Regions from separate parts of the Homo sapiens genome. Here region 1 is linked to region 2. The links are chromatin contacts, found by Hi-C or POLR2A ChIA-PET in ENCODE. All regions are on one chromosome and are shown on one strand. Each heading gives the region's core, a stretch centred on a gene start or an enhancer-like site at or near the end of the contact. The rest is flanking DNA. Distances are from core to core; before and after follow the strand shown.

What was found. Hi-C counts contacts between places; a loop is a spot of excess contacts on that map. ChIA-PET counts read pairs that join two places held with the same protein, here RNA polymerase II (POLR2A). Pooled maps may share reads with other maps.
Region 1: a loop to region 2 is called in a pooled map, with 2.1 times the contacts of the local background. The contact joins the enhancer-like site here to the promoter of LIPK in region 2. A Hi-C loop is called at or near these places in 4 of 37 single-sample maps with no recorded cell type and 3 of 50 pooled maps. POLR2A ChIA-PET finds 5 or more read pairs at or near these places in 2 of 52 experiments (PC-9 and common myeloid progenitor, CD34-positive).

The regions. Positions count from the first base shown.
Region 1 is chr10:88,923,706-88,929,023 of GRCh38, reverse strand. No RefSeq gene overlaps it. Among named protein-coding and RNA genes, the nearest start is that of ACTA2-AS1, 6.3 kb to the left of the region's middle. Within about 2 kb of position 2,388, at least 2 of the 41 ENCODE cell types and tissues checked have a DNase peak (open chromatin) inside an H3K27ac peak, as active enhancers do.
Region 2 is chr10:88,702,610-88,707,890 of GRCh38, reverse strand. LIPK (lipase family member K) reads right to left here and starts at 1,642. Exons shown (of 10, transcript NM_001080518.2): 1 at 1,571-1,642. RefSeq lists an enhancer at 4,213-5,062.

The sequences.
Region 1 (5,318 bases), core at 1,139-3,638, 220 kb before region 2:
GTTATGTGAATTGAGCTTCAATAAGTTATTTTTTAAAAATAAAAAACATACTGCCTTGGAAAGAACCTTGATAAGTACAAAATTTTATTGCTGAAGACAGCCTGCTGAATCAGTTGATTCACATGCCTTATTTCTGTAGGTAAGGAAATTAAATTTCCTAAAAGTGATATAATTTGCCCATGGTCTTTCCCAAAGTCAAGAGCACAGCAAATGTCTTCTAGTTGCTTGCTTTGCTTTCCTTGTCAGCCTTTATATTAGAAGGAAACATAATTGAGCTTTTTTTCTTTTTAAATCAATCTGTAAATGCCTTTTTCTCTTGGAAAAAGTGCAAAGGAGAATTTTTAAACCTCCTCTTCAGGCTCAAGAATATGAATTCACCATGCATTCCATTGGTACATCTGGGACCCAGTGAGACAATGAATAATTCATGTAAACAACTGTAATTTTTCACTGCCATCTCTTGTTTACCTGATAGAGATGCACGGGTAATGCTCCTTGATTGAGAAAAAAAAATCTAATTATCTCCATTTGGTTTTAGAATGTCTTGTCGTCCAGATAATGTCAAGGCATTTACTTCAAACAAACAAATTAAATAAAGCCAGTCTGCAATGCTCTTAATCTACCTTCCCTCCCCCAGAGTCCTTCTCTGTTTTTTCCTCTCTTGTCTTCTGCATCTCCTATCCCCATCCTGAAGTCCAGCAAGCTGTAGTGACAGACCTTAAGAGTATCACAGGCTTCCTTTCTAAATAATATTCCCTTCCCTGGATTTTCTTTCCCTTTTCCATTTCTCTGTCTGGTTATTCAAACATATACAGGAATATGGATTTTACTAAGTCCTTTAATTATAAAAACATTACAAAATTAAAAATATTATAATTATATAGCAACATTACTAATATGAAAATATATGGCTTTAATTAAGAAATGTTTTTTTGTCAAACAAGTTTGTTCTTCCATGAGGTAAAATTTAATACCTAGTATTATTTAATCAACTGGCAATTCCTTTTGAAAAATATCCTTTTAATGAGTAATTTCTTAAATCTATTTGAAGGCATCTTCACACCAGATCAAAGGTAATATAATAAAAGCTATTCACATTCTCATCAGAATGGTACTTTTTAATATAGTAACTATGGGATCTCAGAAGATGTACAGCAGAGCCTCCATATGGCACTGAAAAAAGACAAGAAACTAGCTAGTTGGCACTCGCATAGTTACGGATCAAATATTGGTGCCCCCGCCATTAATATGCTGAAACCTCATCCTCGTTGCAATGGTATTTGGAGGTGGGGTCGTTGGGCGTTGGGAGATAATTAGGTCATGAAGGTAGGGTCAGGCCCTCGTGATAGTATTTGTGTCCTTATAAGCAGAGACATGAGAGATGATTTCTCTCTCCCCCATTTGAGGGTAGGGCAAGAAGGTAGCCATCTGCAAATAAGGAAGGGAGTCCTCATCAAGAACTGGACTATGCTGGCACCCAGATATCAAATTCCAGCCACCAGAACTGGGTGACAGAAATACAGTGTTGTTTACGTCACCCAGTTTATGGTATTTTTGTTGTAGCAGTCCAAATGAAGGCCTGCCTTTTGATAGTTTAAAAAACAACAACGTCTTCTTGGACATCAGTATGCTAAATCTCTAAGAGCCACTAAGTCATGTTTTCATCAGCTCTCCCCGAGATAATATATTCTGGCCTTATGAAGAACAAAAGAGTAGAAAAGAAAACAAATTTTAAGAAATTTGTTGCAAAGAGCAGAAAAGCTCTTTGCATCTTAGTTGTCTTCCCAGTAAATAACAAGCCAAATTCTTTTAAGAACAAGGAGTTGAAGGTTTACCTTTCTTTCTTAATCATTGCCAAATGCATGACATTTCTCACGCATTCTTTTCACAGAAGATATTCTCTTGCCAGATAATTCTGCAAGACATGCCAGAAGAGAAACATCTGCTTTCCACATTTAGGACCTCCTCAGCTGGTTTTGCAACAGAAACCTCAACCTAAGGTCAAATCATTGTAATAACACAGTCTCCAACACAGTTGATGTGGTTGCAATGTGAAATGAATTGGGAGAAAACAGAAGTGAACCAGTGTGGCGCCAAATAAAATGTCAAATTTCCACAAGCAAAATCCTACTAAAAAGAAACTAGGAACAATTTGAGTAGCTGAGAATAATCCACAAACATTCTGCTTTGCTCTTCTACAACTGACAAGGCCTATGGAAAGAATGATTTCTGCCCTGCATGACAACAAAGAAAGCCATTTCCAATTCAGTCTGTAAGAGAAAAGGAAACAAACAACTTCAGCAAATATTTACCGGATACTACATTAGTTTGTGAGGGCTGCCAAACAGAATACCACAGACCAGATGGCTTAAACAACAGAAAATTATTTTCTCACAGTTCCGGAGGCTGGAAGTCTGAGATCTAGGTTTTGGCAGGGATGGTTTCTTCTGAGATCTCTCTCTCTTTGGCTTGCAGATGGCAGTCTTCTTTCTGTTTTCCCATGGTCTTCCTTCTGTGTATGTCTGTCCTAATCTCTAATTATAAGGACACAACTCATACTGGATTAGTGCCCACTCTACTAGCCTCATTTTAACTTAATTATTTGTGTAAAGGCCCTATCTCCAAACTCAGTCATATTCTGAGGTATTGGGGGGTTAAGGACCTCAACACATGAATTTGGGGGACACAATTCAGCCTATAACAAATACACATGAGGTGTCAGGCACTGTGTGCAAACTGACTAGCACTGAAAATCAAAGGAAGTTCTTAATTGTTTCTTTTTTTTCTACAGAAACACAAATCTGAAAAGAAATGAAGAACCATCTTTGCCTTAGGATGTGGCAAATGGAGCTTTGGAACTGATTCATATTCAAAAGAAGGATCTCCTGCCCTAGCAACACAGCAAGACCTCATTTCTACAAAATAGAAAAAAAATAGCCAGGTGTGGTGGTGAGTGCCTGTAGTCCCAGCTACTCGGGAGGCTGAGATGGGAGGATCGCTTGAGCCTACGAGATCAAGGCTGCGGTGACCCATGATTATGCCATTACACTCCAGCCTGGGCAACAGTGTGAGACCTTGTCTCAAAAAAAGAGAAGGTGCTGTCTGCCTGTTGTGAAAGAGACCTTCCATAGATAGTTTATCCAATGAACACTGGTGCTCATGCACATGTGTGTGTAGTGGCGTCTCCAGGTTGGTTAACAGGGTCTCTGCCTCACGACCAGTCCATTACTTAGTGATGTGGTCACATTTCTGTTGGTTCTTTCAGACACAGCCCCAGGGCCTCATTCTGCCAGCCAAAGTCAGGCTCTGGTTTGCCGCCTCCAACAGTCCCACTCTGTGAGATCCTGGTTAATTTGGTTTGTACTTGGCAAAAAAAAAAAAAAAAAAAAAAAAAAAAAAACCTACAAAAAAGTGCCAAGAATGTCTCCTTTATTTAGGAAATACAATATACTTTCTTAGTGAAAATGAGTTCTCTTCTAGTTTGCTATTCAGAAGGGACATAATGGTTTTGCATACTCATAGCTTCTCTTTCTAGTCTTTCTGGAAATCTAAGATGCTAAATGTTCTTGGCCCTCAACTGAGTCCTTTCTATCTTTAGGCACCATTCAATGTCCATAGCTTTTTCATCGGACAACTCTCATTTTACATCCTCTTAGTGTATTACTATAATTTTTAATTCTATACAAAGGATCTCACTCATTTCTCAACTATCCATTGTCCCAACAATTATTTTTACTTGAATAAAGAATATAACATTTTCCTTTGATCAAGCATATCAGAATATCATGGTGTGTTTAAGTGTTAAGACACTGAGGACAGCACCACTCAGGAAAAAGTGAGGTGTCTATGGAGCCAGCCTTGCAGAGTTAATCTGCTCTTAACTAGTGGTGGCCATAGACTAAAGTCTCCATGCACAAGGCAAGCCAAGCTCTACTTCTGAAGTCTGATACCTGAGCTCTCCATAGCTAGAAGATTCCATGAAACAGAAACAAGCCACTGACTTGCCCATAGTAGGTGGTTCTGTATAAATGAGAACAGGAACAGAATTCAGGTGACATGATACCAGAATTGAGAACTAGACAAGCAGGGAGGGTTGATGCATTAGTCCATTCTCATGCTACTATAAAGAACTGACCAAGGCTGAGCAATTTCTAAAGGAAAGAGGTTTAATTGACTCACAGTTCTGCATTGCTGGGGAGGCCTCAAGAAACTTAAAATCATTGCGGAAAGGGAAGCAAAACACGTCCTTCTTCACATAATGGCAGGAAGAAGTGCTGAGCAAAAGGGAAAAAGCCCCCTATGAAACCATCAGATATCCTGAGAACTCACTCACTATCATGAGAACAGCATGGAGGTAACCACCCCAATGATTCAATTACCTCCCACCAGGTCCCTCCTACTATGATTTAAGATGAGATTTGGGTGGGGACACAGCCAAACCATATCAGATGTTAACCCATCCAAGCACAGAGTACAGGAAATACCACTCTGGAATATGGAAATCATTGAACTAAGCAGTGGAAGCTAGTACATGGAAACATGAGTTGTTTAGGCAACTCAGATACAATGTCATGAGGAAAGCAAAGGCAGGGAGAGCTGTGGCTGGCACAGAAGACATTGGGAAGACAGAAGGTTTCATAGGATTAGTTTGGCCCTGTTGAAAAGTTGTGGAGATCCAGGGAGAGATGGCTGGAGAAGGAAACTTAAACGTTGAAAAGAAAAAAGAAGAAAGCTAGACTAGAGTAATGTAAGGCCCTAAAGGATGAAAAGGGAGACTAAGAAGTGATCACAAGTTTCTCGATCAAGGAAAGGGCTGTCAGCCCAGGATTTCCCAATGTGCCTGGGAGCAATGTCTTCCAAGATAAAGATTTCACCTGCAGAACTAGTCTTCAGTGTCCCAAAGGACCTATTCTCAAATAACTCAACAATATCACTTCCATTCTGCCCTCTGTGTATCTGCAGCTAAGATTTCTCCACACTGTTTCCATCCTCAGGTTTTTCCTACCAATTCAACTTGCTAACAGAGTTAGCAAGTTGACTAAGAATTATCAGTTATTTCTTATGTCTCATTTCTTCTTCCTATCACCCCTGTTCATTTTCACAGTAACAGGTTTTGTACTTTTATCTGAGTCTTTTTTTAAAAAAAAAATCCTCTCTCAAGCTTCTCTACTTTTAGTCTTCTAAATCAAATTAATGAATTGTCTGCTATCCCAGGCCCTCTGACACCTGATCCCTGAATAGAAGTGTTGTTCTTGTATCTTACACAATGATTCACTGCAGAGATATCTCTCTGAGCCTGGGATTTCATGACACTGAAA
Region 2 (5,281 bases), core at 393-2,892:
CTCACAACTATTAGTGGTCAGGTTAGTCAGAAACTAGATTTAAATTGCTTCCCTGTTTTTCCCCCACCCACAGGGTGAAAGACAATGAATCAGGAAGACTGAGGAGACTATTAACAAGTGAATGAAAGGAAATCTTTACCTAATAGGATATCCAGTCCTAAAAATTGTAGATTTGAGAATTAAACACCTAGCACATTTGAATCAGGAAGAAAGACTAGGCAACTTTGATGGAATTTTCAAATAGGTTAAGAGGCCAGTAGCTCTGTGCTCTAAGCCTAGAGGCAAGCAGAAAAGAACAAGAGTCTTGGGATAAATGGGAAATAAAATGCCAAGGCAGAAAAAAATGAATAACAAACATTTAAAGAGCATTATATTTCACATGTCTTCGATAATATGAAGGACAAAACACTTGTCCTGCCTGGTAAAATAGGGTCTGAAAGATTGTTCCTTCAAATTAAAGGCAAAAATTAAATAAAATAAACCACAAAGGAAGAGCAGTGAAGGAAATAATTTTTCCCTCAATGTCCTTACAAAGTAAGGGAGAGACAGGATAGTCCAGTGAAGGAATATGAAACCAAGTCATTTTAGAGTAAAATGGCACTTTAACTTCATATTGTTATTCCAAAACTCAGTTCCATACTCTCATATTTACAGCCTGAAGTGCTAAGTATGCCAAGGTGCTATATATTTGAGTTGGTTTCTGTTTTCAGACACAAAGAAAGCCTGGTAAAAACTGCTTTCTTATTTCTAGAAAAAGAAAACAAAGGATAACTATTTTGTAAAAACAAACAAAAAATAACAGTTTGGCTTTGACACATAGAATTAAAGAATAATTATTTAATCTCTCTATGTCTAGAGGGAATATTAGTCCATCCAGTTGACTCATCTTCATCTTTCTAGCTTCCAATCAGGTCTGCAATTTAAAGGGTGACAGGAGCATGATACTCTTAAATATCATCTACATTAATGTGAACCACATTTTCACTCCTCTCCCAGTCAAACTATTTATTACAAAGCAGCAGAAAAAGAGAATGGTGTGTCCTCCACAAATGATTGATTTCATAAGCAGTTGTGTCACTCTTGACAGTCACTTTGCTTCATATTCCCCTGCAGATGACCCTGATCATAAAAAAGAATATTCATACTCAAGGCCATTGGAATGAGAACATAAAGGGCTTCCTAAAAAATGGTAAATGGTTTTGAGAACATTATCCAAACATTATTTCCCAAACCCCTAGATGCAAGACTCAAAAGAGAGGTTCATAAAATTATTTATTGCTAGATTTTTCCAAGTGTAGACTTGTGATACCTCCTCTCACTGAGGTTCAAATATAGTGATGTCTGCTTTCTAGATGCTGCAGCTTTCTGAAAGGGAAAACTTGTCATAACATACCTAGAAGACTCTCCATCTGAAGTTGTCACATTATACTCTTGCTGTATCTTGCTTAACCTGATAGAATCAAAATACAATATTCATCATCAACATGTAAAGTTCTGTCCCTCTGAAGGTTTCCTATGTCTCACTAATACACTATGATCCAGGCTCTGCAAATAGATGAAAAGTCATTACCTGATCCAAGTCTTTGGAGGTCTGTCTTCAAGTCCTGGGAGCTTCAGGTGCATTCCAGATCCTTCCAGAGGCAACTGTCAGTGGAACATGCTCTGTTTTAAACAGCTCAAAAGATGGCGCAACTAGAAATTTCTCAACTGGAAGCAGATTAATCATGGTTTCAAATATAACAGATGCTACTAAGGTAAACTTGTTAGGTGAGTTCTTAGCCAGTGATGAAAAAGAATGTGATTGAGACTAAAATTCTCACTCCTGCCAAGCCAATCCTCATGTTCCATGCCTCAAGGGTCAGATGAATTGGAAGATTCTCAGCAGAATCTGAGACTCTCTACTTAGAAAATAATTTCCACCAAGGGTGGATGAAATGACCCCAGTCATACGAGCATCTCTGTAAAATGCCACATCCTCCTGCCTCATCCAGCTGCATCACTTCTAATGCTACCACATTGTCAATTATTGCTTTGGCTTTTCTGAATTTCTTTTACCTTGGTATGTAAATTGGGCATTAGAATTGGTAGGAAATAGTATATCCAATTCTTTCAAGATCTCTAGCTAGCTAAAGGCAAATAAACAAAAACAAAACTGGCTTTTTTTTTCTACTCTCCAACCAATCTCTTTCTTGCCATGTAAGCTGTCTTGTGTCTGCACTCCATGAAAGTTTGAAATCAGATAATCTGGAATTCCAGAACTGCATAGAGCTCTATTTTCAGTAGTGGGCATTTATATTATCGAAAATTACAAGGGTAATTACAAGTCCAGTTTGGGTAAATTAAAACAACCAAATTTCTAAAATGATCTCAAAACTAATATTTTCCATGCTTCAAAGTAATCTGAAGAGGAAGAGTATTCCTGAATTATTTCCTGAATTTTCATCATTGGTTCAGACATGTCTATATACACGCAGAGCATAGGAAAGAATTGCAAACACACTTGTATCAGAACGTGCATTTTAGTCAGGTAGGACTTAGTGGCATGAGGTTAGTTTAAATACCTTCAAGTTTCTTTGGATTGTGTCAGTTACTAATTAGGTTCCATTAGAGTCAGTTTGATTGGAAATTGTAGTTGGAATTGGCTTTGCTTCCATTACTATAATAGTTTCAACCACTTAATTATTTACAGATTTACTTGATTTATGAGAAACGTTTTATATTCTTATATTTTTAATGTATAATTCCACTTAAAATGTAGTACATTCTACTGGCATGCCAATTTGAGTCTCTGAAATAAAACATAGCAACTGGAAAGATAGTTCATGTTTTGGCAATATACAAACTGCTGGAATCTAGTCTATGCTAGCAAATACAAACATTTCTATACTAGAAAACACAGATATTCTTGGGGAAAAAAGAAAAGAAACGATGGAATTTTCAATTATTACATAGTTGATCTTGAACTATTTTGCCAAACATTTTCTGCAATGCATTCCTACCCACAGGAAATCCAAATCATTGTAGTTTGGGGCACTTTTACACTGAATGGGTTATTCATCCATATAAGGACCCTTTACTGCTTTGTTTATTCTTTTATAAATTTTATTTAATTTATTTTGACCTTTGTCCCTGATCCCTACTTTCATTCAATCTCTAGTTTATCCTAAAGAGTGACCATATCACTGTAAAGTATATAGCATATATGAGATTTTCATATATTATTTTATTATAAATCTCATTGTTTCCTACTTTTCTTACTGTACATTATGCCTGTGAACTGGATTGTCTCCATAATTTGTGGGGCCCAGTGCCAAATTTTAAATATGGGACTTCTTATGAATAATAATTTAAAGATGATGACAACAAAGTGTCTAAGTGTGAGGGCCTTCTAACCACACCTTCTAATCCTCTAGAGTTGCATATTTCACACATCTATAAAGCAGGCCTGGCTTGTGAGAATCCAACATGTTGCATTAAGCATATGTTGTTTGTTACTTCTTACTGTAAAACCTCCACCTTTAAACTGTCCTATTCCCCAATGACCGATAATTTCATTCCCTTAAATTCTGCACCATTAAATATGTCAGCATTTATATGCCCCACGATGGAATAGTGTGCATGCCATACATCTAGGAATGAGAATTTTTTGGTCATAGGTCATATGGTTGATCAATTTTACTATATATTTCCGGATTATTCCAGAAATAGGCTATGCACTTCCATCAACAGTGCTGAGTATTCATTTCCCACTCAGTTTGCTAGTCTATTTCTGTCAATCTGTCATTTCTCTTTTCTTTTTCGTTTTTTTTTTTTTTTTTTTTTAACGTAGTTTTGCTCTGTGGCCCAGGCTGGAGTGCAGTGGTGCGATCTCAGCTCACTGCAACCTCTGCCTCCGGGACTCAAGTGACTCTTCTGCCTCAGCCTCCCAAGTAGCTGGGACTACAGGTGTGCACCACCATGCCCGGCTAATTTTTCTGTTTGGTAGAGACAGGGTTTCACTATGTTGGCCAGGCTGGTCTCAAACTCCTAACCTCAAGTGATCCACCTGCCTTGGCCTCCCAAAGTTCTGGGATTACAGGCATGAGCCACCACGCCTAGCCATTTCTCTTTTCATTTATGATTTAATTCATTGAACAGAAATCCATCTCTGTTTACACACATACTTGTATAGTAATATTTATGATTTTAGGGTCTTTAAAAAATTATTTCTCCAATCCCAGGACACAAAATAAAGGGGCTTTCCCTTCTCCTGTCTTGGTAGTGGCTTTAGGGCCCTGCAGAAGGGTAGGGCCCATCTTCTCTTTCACTCCCTCTCCTTGCCTTATCATGCGGAAGTAGGTGTTTTTCCATGAAACACTTCATCTCCTACTTCCATCAAGGCTTCTAACACCCCCAAGGTATGTGGGCGGATCAAGAGAAAGAACCTTGCCCTCTAACTGACTCATGCTGCCCATACTGCATGGCCAGGATGTTTACCCAGCTGCTTGTATTCCAGGTGTTAGGGAGGTCTTATAGAGAATGCATCTTTTAGAATGGAGCTGAGCTGAGTCTGTAATCTACACACATTTTAAAATTTGTGCCTTTAGGTCTGAACCAGGAATTTATTGTTTTCTTAAGGAGATTAAATTCCTTGGTATTTGCATAACAACTACTCTTGTTTTGGTTAATTACTTTGGAGTACCATCCCCTGAGGTTTGCATTTTTTGTGAGACTGTTGGTAGGGACCTAGGCTATCTGTATCTGAGGTTTAAAATCTCGAATTTAGGGTATGTGATTCTTCAATGGTGTGCAATGAGGACCTTTTGTAAGTGCACCTATGTATGTGGACCTGGTATTTTGAATGGCTGGAGTATATTAGAGCTTATGAGTCAGAGGGAAACAAGGCCCACAGACAAGACAAACATCAAAACTTACTCCCTTTGCTAATGACTGTAGCAATTCATTAAGGCGTGTGGATTTTCCTAGGAAGGGGGTGGTAAATTGGAAAACAACTGAGGAAGGTATTACAGTATGTTTTTACCCTAAGATGTCCTCATTTGTAAAATGTACCATTGTATTACATACTCCTAGACAAGAAAAGCAATGTCAGTTATATTTTTAAGACATCATCAATTTTAAGGAGCATTCTGAGTAGAGATACAAAAATGTAAAACAAAAATGCACTTTGAAATCAATGAAAGGTAGTTTATTCTAATCCAAGGACTGTTAACTCTTCGTAATGATTTATTTTATGATTCAGATGAGTTAAAACACTCACATGCTTTGGCTTTTGATAAAGTGA